2 separate regions of the Mus musculus genome follow, and region 2 is linked to region 1. The links are chromatin loops, found by intact Hi-C in ENCODE. Cell type or tissue: heart. All regions are shown on one strand. Links, peaks and the distances in the headings refer to the core of each region. The heading gives the core; the rest is flanking DNA.

Region 1 (7,898 bases), core at 1,426-6,425:
TAGCCCTGGCTGTCCTGGAACTCACTTTGTAGACCAGGCTGGCCTCGAACTCAGAAATCCACCTGCCTCTGCCTCCCAAGTGCTGGGATTAAAGGCATGCACCACCACACCTGGCTTTTAATTCTATTTTAAATGAATCATTAAGTGACAGGCTCATATAAAAAGTGAGGAAACAGAGTGGAGAGAACAGAACACAGTTGTGGTCTGTAGGATTCGCAGTTGCCTAAGTCTGTTGATAGCGTTTGTTTTTCTCCCAGCAACCTGCATAGCAGGTCCTTAAACCATGAAAGCTGGCCGCTAGCCAGCAGGGAGGAAGCATCCAGCTGCATCGCAGCCTCCTTTCTCTACATCTTGCAGCAAAGGTGTGTGGTGTCTTCGGCACCAGAGACCTCGTGTCTTTTAAAACTACAAATAACTCTTCACATAATCATTAGTATTTGTCTTACATGTATTACAGTGGGAGAAGTATTCGGAGAACTAATATGAAAAGACATCATAGGAATAAAAAATTTCCTTACTTCCATCCTTCCCTCCCTGGTCCTTGCTATATGAACCAGGCTAGCTTAAAAATCGATGGTTTTGTTTGCTTGGTTGGTTTCTCGTGTTTACTTATGACAAATATTCGCCAGTTTCCTCTGGGCAGAAGTTCTTTGAAAGATGCTGACGGTCTCTCTAACAAACCCAAACATTGCAAACATGGGGCTGGCAGGGCCCTCCTCCTTTCCCTCTTCCTCGCTACACCATTAGATTTAGCCAGCCCCCAAAGTCTAGTCCCTTATTTGGCCACTTCCTTATGCCTGACCAAAAGTCCAGGGTTCAATTATCAAAACCCCAAGGTCCAAAAATCAAAATTGATTTTTCAGCTACACTGGCTAACCCGTCCTTACCCACTGACCCTAGCACAGATTTCCTTTTTTTTTTTTTTTTCCTTTAAAACCCACTCCTACAAAAGCACCTGCTGCTGTCTTTGTCTGATTCAGAGGCGAACCCCCTCCTCACCCCATGCTGCTTGTCCCTCCAGAGTAATAAATCTCCTCTGTGCTCAGAATTTGATGACTGGGTATGTTCTGTGCTGACTCCTAGGTTCCTTCAGATGCCATCAGCCTTAGCCAGCCGGAGACTAGAATCATCCAACTCGCCCATCTGGCAAAATGGTCCCACAGATAGCATAGGTTTTAATCTGACCATCAAACCTTCCTGTGACATTATCAGTCTTGGCCACATTCCTCTAGATAGATGCATGGTCCTTAGCACCAATGGTATGGTTGGCTGAGGCTTGCAGAGGCCCAGGAACTTGCTGGGGTCATTCTTCATGTTGAGGCTGTGCCTGCTTCCTCAAGGTCCAGGGCAAATAAAAGTAGTTTTGAAATAGTAAAATGATAATTTTTTGTTTTGTTTTCTTGCTCAGTTTACTGTAATATTGTTCTTTTAGGGTTTTGAACTCCCTACTACCCCAATGCTAGCAATTGAGCCCAGAACCTCTCATATGCTAGACAAGCACTGCAGCTCTGAGTTGTACCCCCAGTCTGATTCTTTTCTTTTGTATGTGTGGTAGTCTGGAGGGGTAGTTGAGACAGCATCTTTCTCTGTTGTTCAGGTAGCCTCAAGCTCTGTTTTTTATTTTATCCTCAATCTCTATATTCTCCTGCACCAATCTCTTAATCTTTTTTTTTTTTTTTTTCAAGACAGGGTTCCTCTGTGTAGCCCTGGCTGTCCTGGAACTCACTTTGTAGACCAGGCTGGCCTCGAAATCAGAAATCCCGAGTGCTGGGATTAAAGAGCGGCACCACGCCGCCGGCTCTCTTAATCTTTTGATTGCAGGCTTGTGCCACCACAGCTGCCCTGATTGCAGAGGATCTGGATTTAGCCCCCAGCATCCACACAGCAGGTCATAAACCTTGGTGACTGTAGTTTCTGAGGAGCCAATGCCCTCTTCTGGCCTCGTCAAGTATCAAATACACATGGAGCACACAATGTTTCACATGTTACAAGCTAAACAATCACACACACAAACAAACAGCTTCTTGCTAGGTGTAGTGCCCACACCTTTCATTGCAGTACTCAGGAGGCAGAGGTGGATAGGTTATTGTAAATTCTAGGATATCCTGGTCTATATAGGGAGTTCCAGGCCAGCTAGTGAGACTACATAGAGAGACACATAGTCTAAATAAATAAATAGATCTTTTATAAATAAATATAATTGAATACCTTGGTGTTCTTAAATATTATTCAGACCTATTTTAATTTTAAAAACATTTTAAATTCAAGTTAAGAGAGTCAGATTAAATTTCAGGTATGAAAAATATGTTCAGTCAGCATTCTAAGTCAAGATAAGTCATTGTAGACAGTTCTATCAGTGTATTGAGAATTTGTTTCTTGAAAGTGCTGCACATACTTTAAAAATAAAATTCCTGATATATCTGTGACCCTTTTACACAGGCTTTTGAAATATTTACCCATCCCTCTACATAGCTGAAGTCATGTGTCTGTCAAGCTTTTCTCTAAAATAAGTCAAAGTATAAACAGAAGACAGAAGTGGAAAGAATCAGCTGCATGGGTACAGAGGCTGGCCATACCCAATATATTTAGAGCGAGTATTTGTAGCAAGTGTGATTTATACTTGCCCATGATGATCAGCTGTAACTAGGCTGGTTTGTTTGTTTACTTACTTGCTTGTTTTTGTTTTGTTTCTTTTCTTTTCTTTTTGGTTTTATAGTTGTTGTTTTGAGTCAGGATCTCTCTATATAGACTGGGCTGGCCTCAAACTCTTGGATATCCCCTGGCTTCTGCCCCCCTAGTGCTAGGAACAAAGGTGTATGACACTGCTCCAGTTAACCAGGTATTTTAACTAAGAAATAAGACCCAAGTCTGTACTGCAACACCAGACACCAAGCTTATCACCAAGCCCAGCAACGACTATTTTTAGAATTCTGATGAAAATTTCTAATAGATTTTCTCTTTCTTTTCTCTTCTCTTTTTTCTTTTCTTTCCTTACCCTTCCTTCCTTCCTTCCTTCCTTTCTTTCTTTCTTTCTTTCTTTCTTTCTTTCTTTCTTTCTTTCTTCCTTCCTTCCTTTCTTTTTCTTCCTTTCTTCGGAAACAAAGTCTCATATATCACATACTGGCCTCACCTGTAATCAAGGCTGACCTTGGATTTCTGACCCTCCTGCCCCCCTTGTGCTGAGATTATAGTTGGTATCACAATGCTAGCCTCCAAGTGAATTTGGGATAGATTGATACATACATACATACATACATATAGATATCTACAGAGAGAGAGATATATCAGTAGGTTTGCCACCGCTGCTTAATCTTTAGCTATAACCTGTATTTGCTGCCATCTTGGGGACTCATAGAACCATTGCAAGTGCCCTTTTCTTTCTGTTCTCTGCCTTTCTTCCCCAAAAGTTCTCACGAGGTATTCCAGACTATCCTCAAAATTCTCAGATCTCCTTTGGGTCAGCTCCATGAGTTCTAGAATATTTTTTTTTAACAGTTACACTTTAATTAAATCAGGACTTGTGGGTGCTGAGTCAGTATTAGTGGCATAGTTATTAAGATAAATGTGGGGCTGTGAGTGTAGCTCACTGACACAGGAAATGTTTACAAGAGAGATGCCTACATCCAATCCCCAACACTTCAAGAAGTAAACATGGATCCTGTGTCTTTCCCTAAGATTCTTTTTGCCAGTGATGATGGCGATGGGATTAACACCTTTAATCCCAGCACGTGGGAGGTAGAGGAGGCGGATCCCTGAGTTTGAGGCCTAGTTCTACTCTAGAGAGTTCTAGGACGGCGAGGGATATGTGGAGAAACCCTGTCTTGAAAAACTAAAAGAAGAGGAGGAGGAGGAAGGGCAGAAGAAAGGAAGAAAGAAAGAAAGAAAGGAGAGAGAGAGAAAGAGAGAAAGGAAGAAAGAGAAAGACAGATGGACAGAATCTGCCTTCATAAGATAGTTTTGTATATTCTTAGTAATTGATGGGGAAGGGCCTAGCCCACTGTGGGTGGGCCACCCCTGAACTGATGGTCTTAGGCTCTTTAAGAAAGTAGGGGAAGTAGGAAGCCAGTAAGCAGCAATCCTCCATGGCCTCTGCATCAGCTCTTGCCTCTAGATCTAGACCCTGTTTGAGTTCTTGTCCTGGGGATTGTGGTGCACACTTTTAAAACTAGCATTGGGGAAGTCAGAGGCATGTGGGTCTCTATGAATTCCAGGTCAGCCTGGTCTACAAAGTGAGTTCCAGACCAGAACAGTCAGGGCTACATAGAGAGATCCTGTCTCAAAAACCCAAAAGGTGAACATTTTCTAAAATAAATGAGATAAAATTAAGCATAATTCCGGAAACTTGGTTGAATACTGATTTGTAGAAACCTCCTTTAAACACATTTTGGGGTTGACGGTGTAGCTCAGAAGCTAGTGCTCAGAAGACGGTGAGCTTGATCCAGCACATATTCCCCAAAAATCACACTGTTGAAAGAGATGTGAAAATGTAGATGTAAACTAGATCGTAATTGATGTCAGGAAATAACTGTAAGCTTTCATGGATATGATAAATGGTCTTGTGAATATGAAGAAGAAAGTCCTTATTCTCAGAAAAAACAAACTGATTCATTTAGAGAATGAATTTAATTTACTTTTAAAATATTTTGCCAAAAAAAAAAAAAAAACCCAAAATAACAACAACAACAACAAAAACCCCAAAACCAAAAAAAAAAAAAAAAATCCCACGTCAGGTGGTGGTGGCGCACTCCTTTAATCCCAGCACTTGGGAGGCAGAGGCAGGTGGATTTTTGAGTTCGAGGCCAGCCTGGTCTACAGAGTGAGTTCCAGGACAGCCAGGGCTATACAGAGAAACCCTGTCTCGAAAAACAAAACAAAACAAAACCAAAAAAAAAAAAAAAAAAAAAGTTAACAACCAACCCAAAACAAGGAAAGAAAACCACAAATACACCTGTAAATACATGCATATAAAGCAAAAAATGCCAAAAATGTTAATCTCCTGAAGTGGTAGGTCAGTCTGTCTGTCTATCTATCATGTGTATCTGTTTAGGTGAGTGGGTGGCTGCACATGCACCATGGTGGAAATGTGAAGGTCAGAAGACCACTTGAAAAAGTTGGTTCCTTCCTTCCACCATGTAGTTTCTGGCTGTCTTGAAGCTTGCTCTGTAGACCAGAGCTGGCCTTGAACTCAGAGATCCATCTGCCTTCGCTTCCTGAGTTCTTGGATTAAAGGCATGAACCACCACTGCCTGACTCTAACTCTGCCTCTTAATTACCAGAATTAAAGGCTTGTACTACCATGCTCAGTTTGGGAGTTGTTTCAAGTAACATTCTTTCTAGGTTCTCTATAAATATGCAGAGATGGATTTCAGGTAATCAGGTCTTTTAATAATGCTGACTACTTTCATTGAGGAGCCTCAAAGATCTTGATCCAGCAGCAACCCAAAGGAAATTCATTATTAATGTAGACTTTATAGGGGAGAGGTCTCTGAGTTTATCGGATTAATTAAGGCACTAGATAGGATATACGGAATGGTGGGTTCTTGTAGTCTGGCAAGATCATCTGTGATCTAACAGATATAATGGTATGCCTCCAGACCCATTATTCTACAAGTGGAGTCAAGAGAATAAGGAGTTCAAGCTACATGAGACTCTTGTCTCAAATACAAATGCAAAGGACCAGCAAGGACTTAGTGGGTAATGATGACAGCCATCAAGCCTGACGACCTGAGTTTCATCCTAGAGGCATTTACATTGAAAGGAGAGATCAGATTCCCATAGGTTGGCTGAACACACAAAAACAAATAATAAATGTAAAAAGAAAATTAAAATAGACAAAACCTGATGGGTGGTGGAGGCACATGCCTTTAGTCCCAGCACTCATGAAGCAGAGGCAAATAAATAGATCTCAGTGAGCTTGAGGCCAGCATGGACTACATAGGTTGAACTCTGTCTCAAAACAAAAACAAAACAACAACAAGAAAAAAAAAATCAAAAACCGAAACAACAAAAAGACAACACCCCCAACATGTAACATAAAACCTAGAGATAGCATAAACCAGCCTGCCTCCATTTTAGACTTGAAAGCCATCTTATAATAAAGACAAGCCATTCCTGTTTAAGATTGGATCTTTGTTTCTCACGGATTGGGCTATGCCTCACCTATTATTTTAACTACTAATGGTTTTATATGGCCTATTCCAGGAAATGGCAACCGCACCTTTGTTTCAGGGGGTAGTTCTGATCACCTGGCAACCGCACCTTTGTTTCAGGGGTTAGTTCTGATCACCTGGCAACCGCACCTTTGTTTCAGAAGTGTATTGTGCTCACCTGCTGTTATGATCACCTTCTTTTGACCACCTTGTTATTATCACCTGGCAGCCATGACTTTGTTTCAGGTTATGACCAGCTTGTTATGTTCTGCTTCGTAGCCTCTCTTATTTGCCTGCAAAATCTTCCATTTGACAACTCTCTACTCTTGAACTATAAACACCTGTATCTTCCCCACATCCAAGGCTGATCTCTTGGACCCAGACCTTAGAGACAGCCTGTGTGCATGAAAAAAAAAAAAAAAAAAAAAAGTCTTGCTTTAATTAACTTGATCATGATTTGGGTTGGTGGTCTTTCTCCTTGCATCTGTGACATTAACAATAACCTCTTTAAATGTTTTGATGAATACACGCACGCATAGGCGTGCACACACACATGCACACATATATACACATAAGCTATTTTATATTTCTGGCTTAATTTTGTGGCTATTTTTAGATTTATATATTTATCTTGTGAGTGCCTGTGTGTTTGTAAGTGCAGGAGTTTGCAAGCCATAGTGCATGTGTGGAGGTCAAGGAATAACTTCCTGGAGTCGGTTCTATCCTGTCAACTCATTGGATGCCAGGATCAAACTCAAGTTTTTTGGCCATCACGGCAAGCACCTCCACTCTTTGAACCATCCTGGCTCATTGTGGATATTTTTCTAAGTCAGTCACATCAGCAACAGTTTAAAAGAGTAACGCCCCATTGAGGGAGACTTCTGAAATATTCAGACTCCATTATCAAATGTTGCAGTGACTCAATATATGTACATTTGATTCATGCATCTATTTGCTTAAAAAGATATATGCATCTCATTGTATGGCCCTCGTCCGTGGGCTCTACACACCAGGCTGCCCTCAGAGATCCATCCAGCCTCTGTCTCCCGAGTACTGTGATTAAAGACTTGTGCCACCACCGCTCAATAACCTCCTGGTTACTCGTAAGCCAAATAAGAGCTTTTACCTTTTAAGTTAAATCTTAGCTGCTGTTGCTATTCCTATCTTTAGGCAAGGAAACAGAGACGCAGATAATGCAAATTGCCCAGTCTACTCCTCTATAGTAGGTGAGAAGTCTGGATGCAAAGCAACATTCCTTCGCCACTATCAACGCAATTTTGCAGATAAGAGATCGTGGTGAGACGCTAAACTAAAATCCCCGGTCTAATAGTGAACGGTGACAGCAAAAGTAAAAAAAAAAAAACAAAAAACAAAAAAACAAAAAAACAAAAAAACAAAAAACAGACTTGATGTGTTCCTCTCCTCCCCAAGAAAAGAAAACGTACAGAACGCGTTAGTAGACTCCTTATTCCCGAAACACGAGAGGTATTCACTAACTCTCAACGCTATTCCCTAAAATGGTCAGTTTGCCTGTACAGAGCGGATTGGCAGTCAGGCTTCAGCAGGGAGGAGCTCGGCTCTGCAACTCAGTCGTGAAATTCCAAGAAGCGCGGGAGCTCCCAGGCCAATCGGGTGGATCTTTCCGGCCGGCCTCGGAAATCTGGACAGCGGCGTCATCAGTTCCGGGCGTGACGTTAGCTCACGCACTGAGCCCGCCCTCTGGGAGCGCTCTGCGCTTGTGCACCTCCA
Region 2 (7,898 bases), core at 1,800-6,799, 140 kb before region 1:
ATACAAATAAATTAATAAATATGAAGCCAGGAATAGTGTGCACTCATGTAAGCCCAGCCAGCACACAGGAGGTTGAGATAGGAGAGTCAAATCAGAGGTCAGCCTGGGCTACACAGTGAATCTCTGTTATGCTGGTTAGTTTGTCAACTTCATACATGCTAGAATCATCTTACAAGAGGAAACTTCAATTGAGAAACTATCTCTATGAGATGGTCTATAAGCAAGTCTATAAGTCTGTAAGTCTAATGACTGATGGCCCAGCTCATTGGTGTAGTACCACACCTGGGCATGCAGTCCTAGGTGGTACAAGAAAGCAAGTAGTGAAGCTGGAGAGACAGTTCAGTGGCCAAGAACACTTGCTGTTACAGAGGATAAAGTTCTGTTTCCCAGAATCTGCATGGTAGCTAACAAGCATCTCTAACTCCAGTTCCAGAATATCTGACACCTTCTTTTGGCCTCTGAGGGTACCAAGCACACATGTGGTGCACATATAAACATGCAAGCAAAACACACATAAAAGTTAAAATAATCTAAAACATTATTTGTTTTTTAAAAGTTTTTTTTTTTTAATTTAATGTACATGAGTGCACTGTCATCATGCACACCAGGAGAGGGCATCGGACCCCACTACAGATGGCTGTGAGCCACCATGTGGTTGCTGGGAACTGAACTCAGGACCTCTGGGAGAGCAGCCAGTGCTCTTAACTGCTGAGCCATCTATCTCTCCAACCCATAAATACTTTTTAAGGTATAAAAGGCATTGTCCATAAGAGGCATCTTAGAAAACTGTTTAATAAATATATTTTTAGTGAATTACCTTTAACCTCCAACCAGAATGAGACATATCTGTTTCTCTGCAAAAAAATCTTGTGGATTTTGTACCCACATTCAACAATTGCTCTCCTGGTAAACCTTGAGTCTGAGAAATGTATCGGATCTGAAAAATAATTTTAAAACAAATTTATTCTTTTGTATGACAGGCATTAATTGAACATTTTATCAGCAACTATATGATACCATCTATGCCCTCAATGAATTCATGTAAGGAAGGAATATGCAGTGTTTTAAGTCTAAAATAAATGTAGTCAGCGTTGCCTGAGAAACACTTGATGCACAGTATATGTAAATTATTAATGTAGCAATTAAGGTTCTATATAAATCAAGAGAGGAAACCAACATGTTCAAAGCCTGGAAGAACAGAGATTCACTAAAGAAGAACTAACAAGAGATAACATGACCTTTGGGGGTAGGGGAAACAATACTGGGGTTTGAACCTATGGCCTCATACATGGCAGGCAAGTGCTCTGCCACTGAGCTATTCCCAGACAATAACTTAGTAGGAGGGAAAGAGAGGGATTTGAATTGATAGCGAGTTATTTTGGGGAAGTACTGACAGTGCCTTGGTGACCTAAGTGACAAAGTGACAAGGTTACAGATGCATCCTCCCAAGGGACACCTCGAACCCCCTAGGTGCAGGGCCTCTCAACTTCATCTGGAATACCTGTCCTAGGTGTCACATGGCACTCTTCCTTTAGTTCTGGGCTCTAATATCACCTTATTCATTACGCCTTCCAAGCCAGTAAGCAAGAGTTAACTCTGTCTTTCCCAGCAACCCCCATTCCCCCAGCTAGATGTTTTCCCCATCATGCTTTTCACCATCTGGTATACTAGACTTTTCTTTTCCATCTTCTTACTCCACTATGCAACTCCCAACATCCATGACAGTGCCTGGTACACATTATTAGATAGTGGTTCTCACACTCCATGACTAGTCAGTATAAAAAGGGGCATGGGCTTTAAAGGGGGGAATGTAACTTAGGACCCAAAGGAGTCCTCCACCTTCCTTCTTTCCAGTTTAATCTTAGATTCTGCTTTACTAAGCAGTCCATCTGTTCCTTCACCTTCTGGTTCTTTTCTCTATTAACTCCTTCCTCTCAGATTCCATTATCTTCTAGCCTCAAAAATAAACATAAAAAAAACGTGCCTTTTTGCTGCTTTTAAGCAGGCCTTTCCTTGCTTTCTTTTTATGTACAGTTGGAGGTGAGTGTTGCTAGGTAGTTCATCCCCCACTAGCCTCAAGGGCAAAGGTCACCCCGCCTTAGCCCCCTGGAGGGCTGCAACTGTATGTCACCACACCTGGCTTCATTTTCTTTCACACCAGTGGCTCCTGGCCTGTTACTTAAATTGTGTTCATTCTGTCGGGCATGGTGGTACACGCCTTTGATCCCAGCATTTGGGAGGCAGTGGCAGGTAGATCTTTTTGAGTTCAAGTCTAGCCTGGTCTACAGAGTGAGCTCCAGGATAGCCAGGACTATACAGAGAAAAACAAAAGACTTCTGTTATTAAAGCCTTTATAAATAGCAAAAGCAAAACAGAAAATAAGGACTATTTTGCTAGTCACAGTCGTTTACACTCAGCACTTGGAAGGCTGAAGTAGCCTCAGATGCCTCTAGGGTGGGGTGGGAATTACACAATAAAAATCCTGAAAGATAGAATGCTACCATTTCAGGACAAAATGATGCAGTAGCATGGATGGCTCCTTCCCTGGAACCCAAATCTTAGGACAGGACAGCGGGGCTGACTGGGCACTGGAGAAACTACTGCAAACTGAGAAAAGCACTTCTCCCCAGGGGCTAGACTGACACCATCAGCGTGAGACTGGAGCCCAGAAGGTGGCCGGTACAGAAAGGGGCAACAGTGTAGAGCAGGTTTGCTTATACCCTTTAACTTTTAAATCCTTTCTCAAGGTTGCTTTGGGAGTATTGCACATTAAACATGTGTAAGCGATATACTATTAATTTTAATGGCTTCTGAATACAGACTGTCTGTGTTAGTTTAACTTTTTTGTTTGATGTTTTAAGATGTGTCTCTGAGTGGTGTGTTGCATGCATGCTTGTTTAAATGAGTGTGGGAGCCTGTATGGAATGAGGACAGTCAAGTTCATGTATGTTTCCAGATGTGTAATGAACCAAAGATAAAGTTGCTCTCCACTTATTCACTGAGTCAAGGTCTCTCAATCCAGTTTGCAGATACAACTCTTGTCCCTGTCTTCTGAATTTGGAGTATGCCTACCCAATTTCATGGAATCTGGGGATCCAAACTCTAGACCTCACATGCCCAAGAGCTGCAAGCCCACTGAGCCATCTTCCCAGCCACTTCTCTATAATCTATACACCTCATCTGAAAACAGACATGGTAAGTATGCCAGAGATCTTATGAAAGAAATGTAAAGTGTTATAATAGTAGTTTCTTGGCCAGGAACTCAGTAAGTATTAGTTAGTTTAAGGTTGAAAATAGTAATAATGTATTTTGAAGACAATACACCAAGGCCAAGGCTGTATATAATTCAATAGTAGAACACTTAATTCAATCTTGGGCATTGGGGTGAGGGAGATGACAAAGTTTTTAGTTAGACATGATGGCACACAACTATATCTTAGCACTTCTGAGATGGAACCAGGAGAATCAAGGTCATTCTCAGGTTCAGAGAGAGCGAAGCCATTCTAAGCTACCTGAGAGAGACCCTATTTCAAAGAAACAAGAAACTTGGTACCTTATTTGGAGTACCTAAGTGTACTGAGGCAACTGCTTCCTGGAAAGAGGTAGAAGTAAATTTACTGGAGACCTACTACATCCTAAGTTAGGTGAACACACTCTAAAAAGATCGATAGAATCTCTGAAAATTAAACACCAGCATTTGTAAATATAGCTCACTTTTGCTAAGTAGTCCCAGCACTCAGGAGGCTGAGGTAAGAGTATTAAAGTTTTGATGTTGTTGTTGTTGTTTTTAATAATTGAAGTTTGAGGACAGCATGAGCCACCTAGTGAATCCAGACCATTGTGTGCTAGTGTGTGAAATCCTATCTCAAAAGGGTGAAATCTTCCTAAGATTAAGAACAAAGTAAGGATGCACAGGATTTATTTGTATATGTATATTTTAAAAAATAACTTCTGCCAGGCGTGGTGGAGCACGCCTTTAATCCCAGCACTCAGGAGGCAGAGGCAGGCAGATTTCTGAGTTCAAGGCCAGCCTGGTCTACAAAGTGAGCTCCAGGACAGCCAGGGCTACACAGAGAAACCCTGTCTCGAAAAACCAAAAAAAAAAAAAAAAAAAAAAAAAACAAAAAAAAAAAACTGAATGAAAACTATAATTGGTGCCTTGTGATAATGACTTTCTTCTGGTCCTTTAGAAGAACACATATATACACATATACAGATATGTATATTTGAAAATATTATTCATCTAAACCAGGTAACACCTGTTCCAAATTTGGTTTGGTTCTTCCTTACAGCTTAGTCTTTTAAAAAAAAAAAAAAAAATTACAGGATTTAGAAAAAACAAGTTTTTTAGAAAAAACCTAACAGTTCTGTTCATTTGGGTGTGGGAAATTTCATTTTCTTTCTTTCACATAAAGAAGGGAGTAGAGTAAATCTTCTGATAAGACTAACATGAGCTGCTCAAGACACTGTCCAAACCCAGAGTGCACCAGCCAGTCAACTTAAAATTGCCACTAGATGGTGTCCTGCTCCACAGGATTACACGTGGCACAAACTAGTCCACAGCTAAAACTAAGTTCCTAGCAGCTGACTGTGCTTGGTGCTTCAGCAGCTTGGAACTGTGGGACTCTGCTTAGATGGCCATGTCCTTCAGAACTAGCAATAGTCTAACGGCTGCATCAAAGTCCAAAGTTGACTGAAAACATACCTGAAGAGAAGATGGACAGAAACTGTTACATAAACTTTTAGAGGGCTTCAGAACATAAAGCGGGAAAACAGACAAGTTAGAAACCTGACCTAAAAGAGAAGGTTCACTTGTAGAATGACACTGTAAATGATAAGATGTCGATGATATTATCTCATGTTAGTGATAATACTGAATCCCCTCAGAAATAGCTAAGTCACCCAAATTAGTGACTACTCAGATGCTTTTTCATTTGTTTTATTTTAAATTATGTGTATTTATGTGACTGTGTACTATGCATGTGTGTACAGGTGCCAGTGGAGGGCAGAAGTAGATGGTGGCTCCTCTGGCTGGAATTACAGACAGCTGTGAACCATCTGATGTAGGAGCCAGGAACAAAATTCGGTACTCTAGAAGAGCAGAACATGTCTCAACCACTGAGCCATCATTTCAGCCCCTCACATCCATTTTAATAAAGAAAAATCAACAATAAAAACCAGAACTAAGGCCAGGCACAGCAGTGTACGCCTGTAATCCCCAGCACTTGGGAGGGGGCAGAAGCAGGCAGATCTCTGTGAATTAACCCCACCTGGTCTGACAGTGAATCCCAGGGCAGTCAGGGTTATATAGAGAGACCCTGTCTCAAAAAATAAATAAATGATAAACAGGCCTGGGCAAAGTGACACATGCCCTAAGACACGGGGAAGGGTACCACATTACCACAGCCCCAAGACGGAGGGAGGGGGTGGAGGGGGGGTTACCACAAGGCTAAGTAAGACAGGGCTGCATACTGACAACCTGCCTCAAACAAACAAACATTATCCAAATATTATATTATATATAGGATGACTACTTCATAAAATTGGTTTGAAGTCTGTAGGTTGTAACTAGTTTATAAAAATGTGGTAGTTTGAATAGGCTGTCCCCTTAAGAGTTTCTGGCACTGGAATACTTGGTCTTCAGTAGGTGAATGTTTGGGGGGAATAGGAAGGTATGTGCCCTTGCTGGAGGGAATATGTCAACAGGGGTGGACCTGGAGCTTCAGCAGCCTCTTGCTGTTTTGCACAGCTCTCTCTGCTTCCTGTTTGTGGGTTGAGATCTGAGACCCCAGCTGTAGCTCCAGCACTTGCTGCCTCTGCCTCTGCCCTGCCATCATGGACTCTTTCTGGAACTCTAAGCTCAAGATAAACCCCTCCTCCTACAAGTTGCCTTGGCCGTGCTTTACCACCAGAGTGTTAGAAAAGAGCTTTGAAGTCAAGAGCTAATGTTAAGTGAATTTAAATTTCTTAAGCTTTGACATTCATGGAGATTTTCACATTTTGTGTATGGAGAATCATGCAATGCTCTAAGACTATAGATTATGCTTCCTTTCTAGCAATTCCATCACTGTTCAGTTCTGTTACCTGATCATACTCCAAGGCTCCTGGGTAGAGTGGCCATCCAAGGAATAACTCTGCGATCACGCATCCCAGTGACCACATGTCTATGGCTTCACAAAACGGCAACCCCAATATAATCTCTGGAGCTCTGGGGGTGGGGTGGGGCGCGGGGAGAGGAAAAGAAGAAAGTCAGGTTCCTTTTCACTTTAAATTACCGAATTTTATTTGACATTCTAAGAAAAGTTCTAAATGACAGAAAAATCATGTTTAGTTATGTCGCTGAGAACTTGTCAAACCCCGATCCTAACCCTCGGTCATGTAAAGGGACCGTGAGCACAGCTCCATAATGAAGTCTCTTCCCCACGAGCCTTTCCCTTAACAACATCTCTATTAATGCTTGAAAAAAACAAAACAACACACACCATGCTTTTCAAGCTACAGCAGATTAGAAATAATACATGAAAGCTGACAAAAAATTAAACATTTGTAATATCAAAAGAACTCAAACAGGCAGTGAAAGTTAAGACCAAATGAAAACAAAGTTCCTGAAGCTAATAGTCTAGACCTCCATGTGACTTCAGAACATAACAGTAATGAACAGTCACATAACTGTGTCCTTGGTCATCCTTAGAGACAAGTGCAGCATATTCAGGTTTGAAGGTAAAAGTATGGGCTAGATAAATGGCTCGGTAGTTAAGAATACTGCCTGCTCTTCCATAGTTCAATTCCCAACATCCACATGGCAGTCACAACTGTCCGTAATTCTAGTTCAAAGGTATCCTATGCCTCCTCCTGGCCTCAACAAGCACCAGGCACATACCATGTAGGCATTTACATGTAGGCAAAACACCAATACATATCAATATAAAGTTTTTTAAGTTAATTTTTTAAAAATATGGTTTAAGATAGAACAATTAAAATGCATCTTAACACTTCAGTTATTTGGAAAAATATTTCATTCTCAGATTAATTATGCTACTATGTCCTGTGGCTTTCTCATGAGGAGTCTAAAGTGGCAGGAGCCTCCATCCACCTTCTGAAGAGAACTAGCATGCTTTAACAGAGCCTCCATGTACAGCTGCATAGCAAAGGAATCACACACCGTTATCCTAGGTGTATGCACATATGTGGGTTTAACTTTCAAGGACAGAACAATGAATATTTACCCCTAAAAGACTTGAGAATAACTGGTCATATTGCCATATTCTCTTTTTCCCTACACAGATATTTTCCTCTGCAGACACAAAGTATTCACAAACATTAGGAACTGAGCACTGAACATTTCTACCATGTATGCCTCAGAACCTATTGCACATTGGCGGATTGTATTAACAATGCTGGGTGAATCAAATAGCTCCACAGGTAAACAGGTCACCAAGCAGGCAAACTGACTTCAGTCCCTGAACTCCACGTGGGAAGAAAAGGGAAGGAACTCCAGGGAGTACCCTCTGACCTCCACACATGCTCTGTGGCACAAGTGCACATGTGCACTTACCTGCATACATATATACAACACACACAAACACACTCACCAAGTCCAAAACTAATGTGACCAAATTATTTTATTTAGTTACTAATATGTTTTTCAAATTTTTCATACAATATATTTAGACTGTATTCGTTTTCCACCTCTAGATCACATCCATACAACCAACTTCTTCTTAAAAGGAAAGGAGGAAGGAAGGAAGGAAGGAAGGAAGGAAGGAAGGAGGGAGGGAGGGAGGGAGGGAGGGAGGGAGGGAGGGAGGGAGGGAGAGAGGGGAGGGAGGGAGGGAGGGAGGGAGGGAGGGAGGGAGGGAGGGAGGGAGGGAGGGAGGGAGGGAAATAAGAATAGAGAA

The links. Peaks named below come from ENCODE experiments on the same cell type or tissue, not always from the same donor. Only the 100,000 strongest peaks of a DNase experiment are listed, where the experiment ranks them.
Region 2: it touches region 1 in a loop (6-fold over the local background); 33 of 42 quality-filtered maps call a loop at or near these places.

The regions. Positions count from the first base shown.
Region 1 is chr2:104,582,506-104,590,403 of GRCm38, forward strand. No RefSeq gene overlaps it. Among named protein-coding and RNA genes, the nearest start is that of Cstf3, 4.0 kb to the right of the region's middle. In heart, for the core only: a CTCF peak has its summit at 3,359 (motif pointing left); no DNase peak of the experiment used is centred there.
Region 2 is chr2:104,440,428-104,448,325 of GRCm38, forward strand. Hipk3 (homeodomain interacting protein kinase 3) reads right to left here. Exons shown (of 16, transcript NM_010434.2): 3 at 6,085-6,208; 4 at 818-937. Among named protein-coding and RNA genes, the nearest start is that of Mir1902, 15 kb to the left of the region's middle. In heart, for the core only: a CTCF peak has its summit at 4,509 (motif pointing right); a DNase peak (open chromatin) is centred at 4,614; H3K27ac peaks cover 991 bases.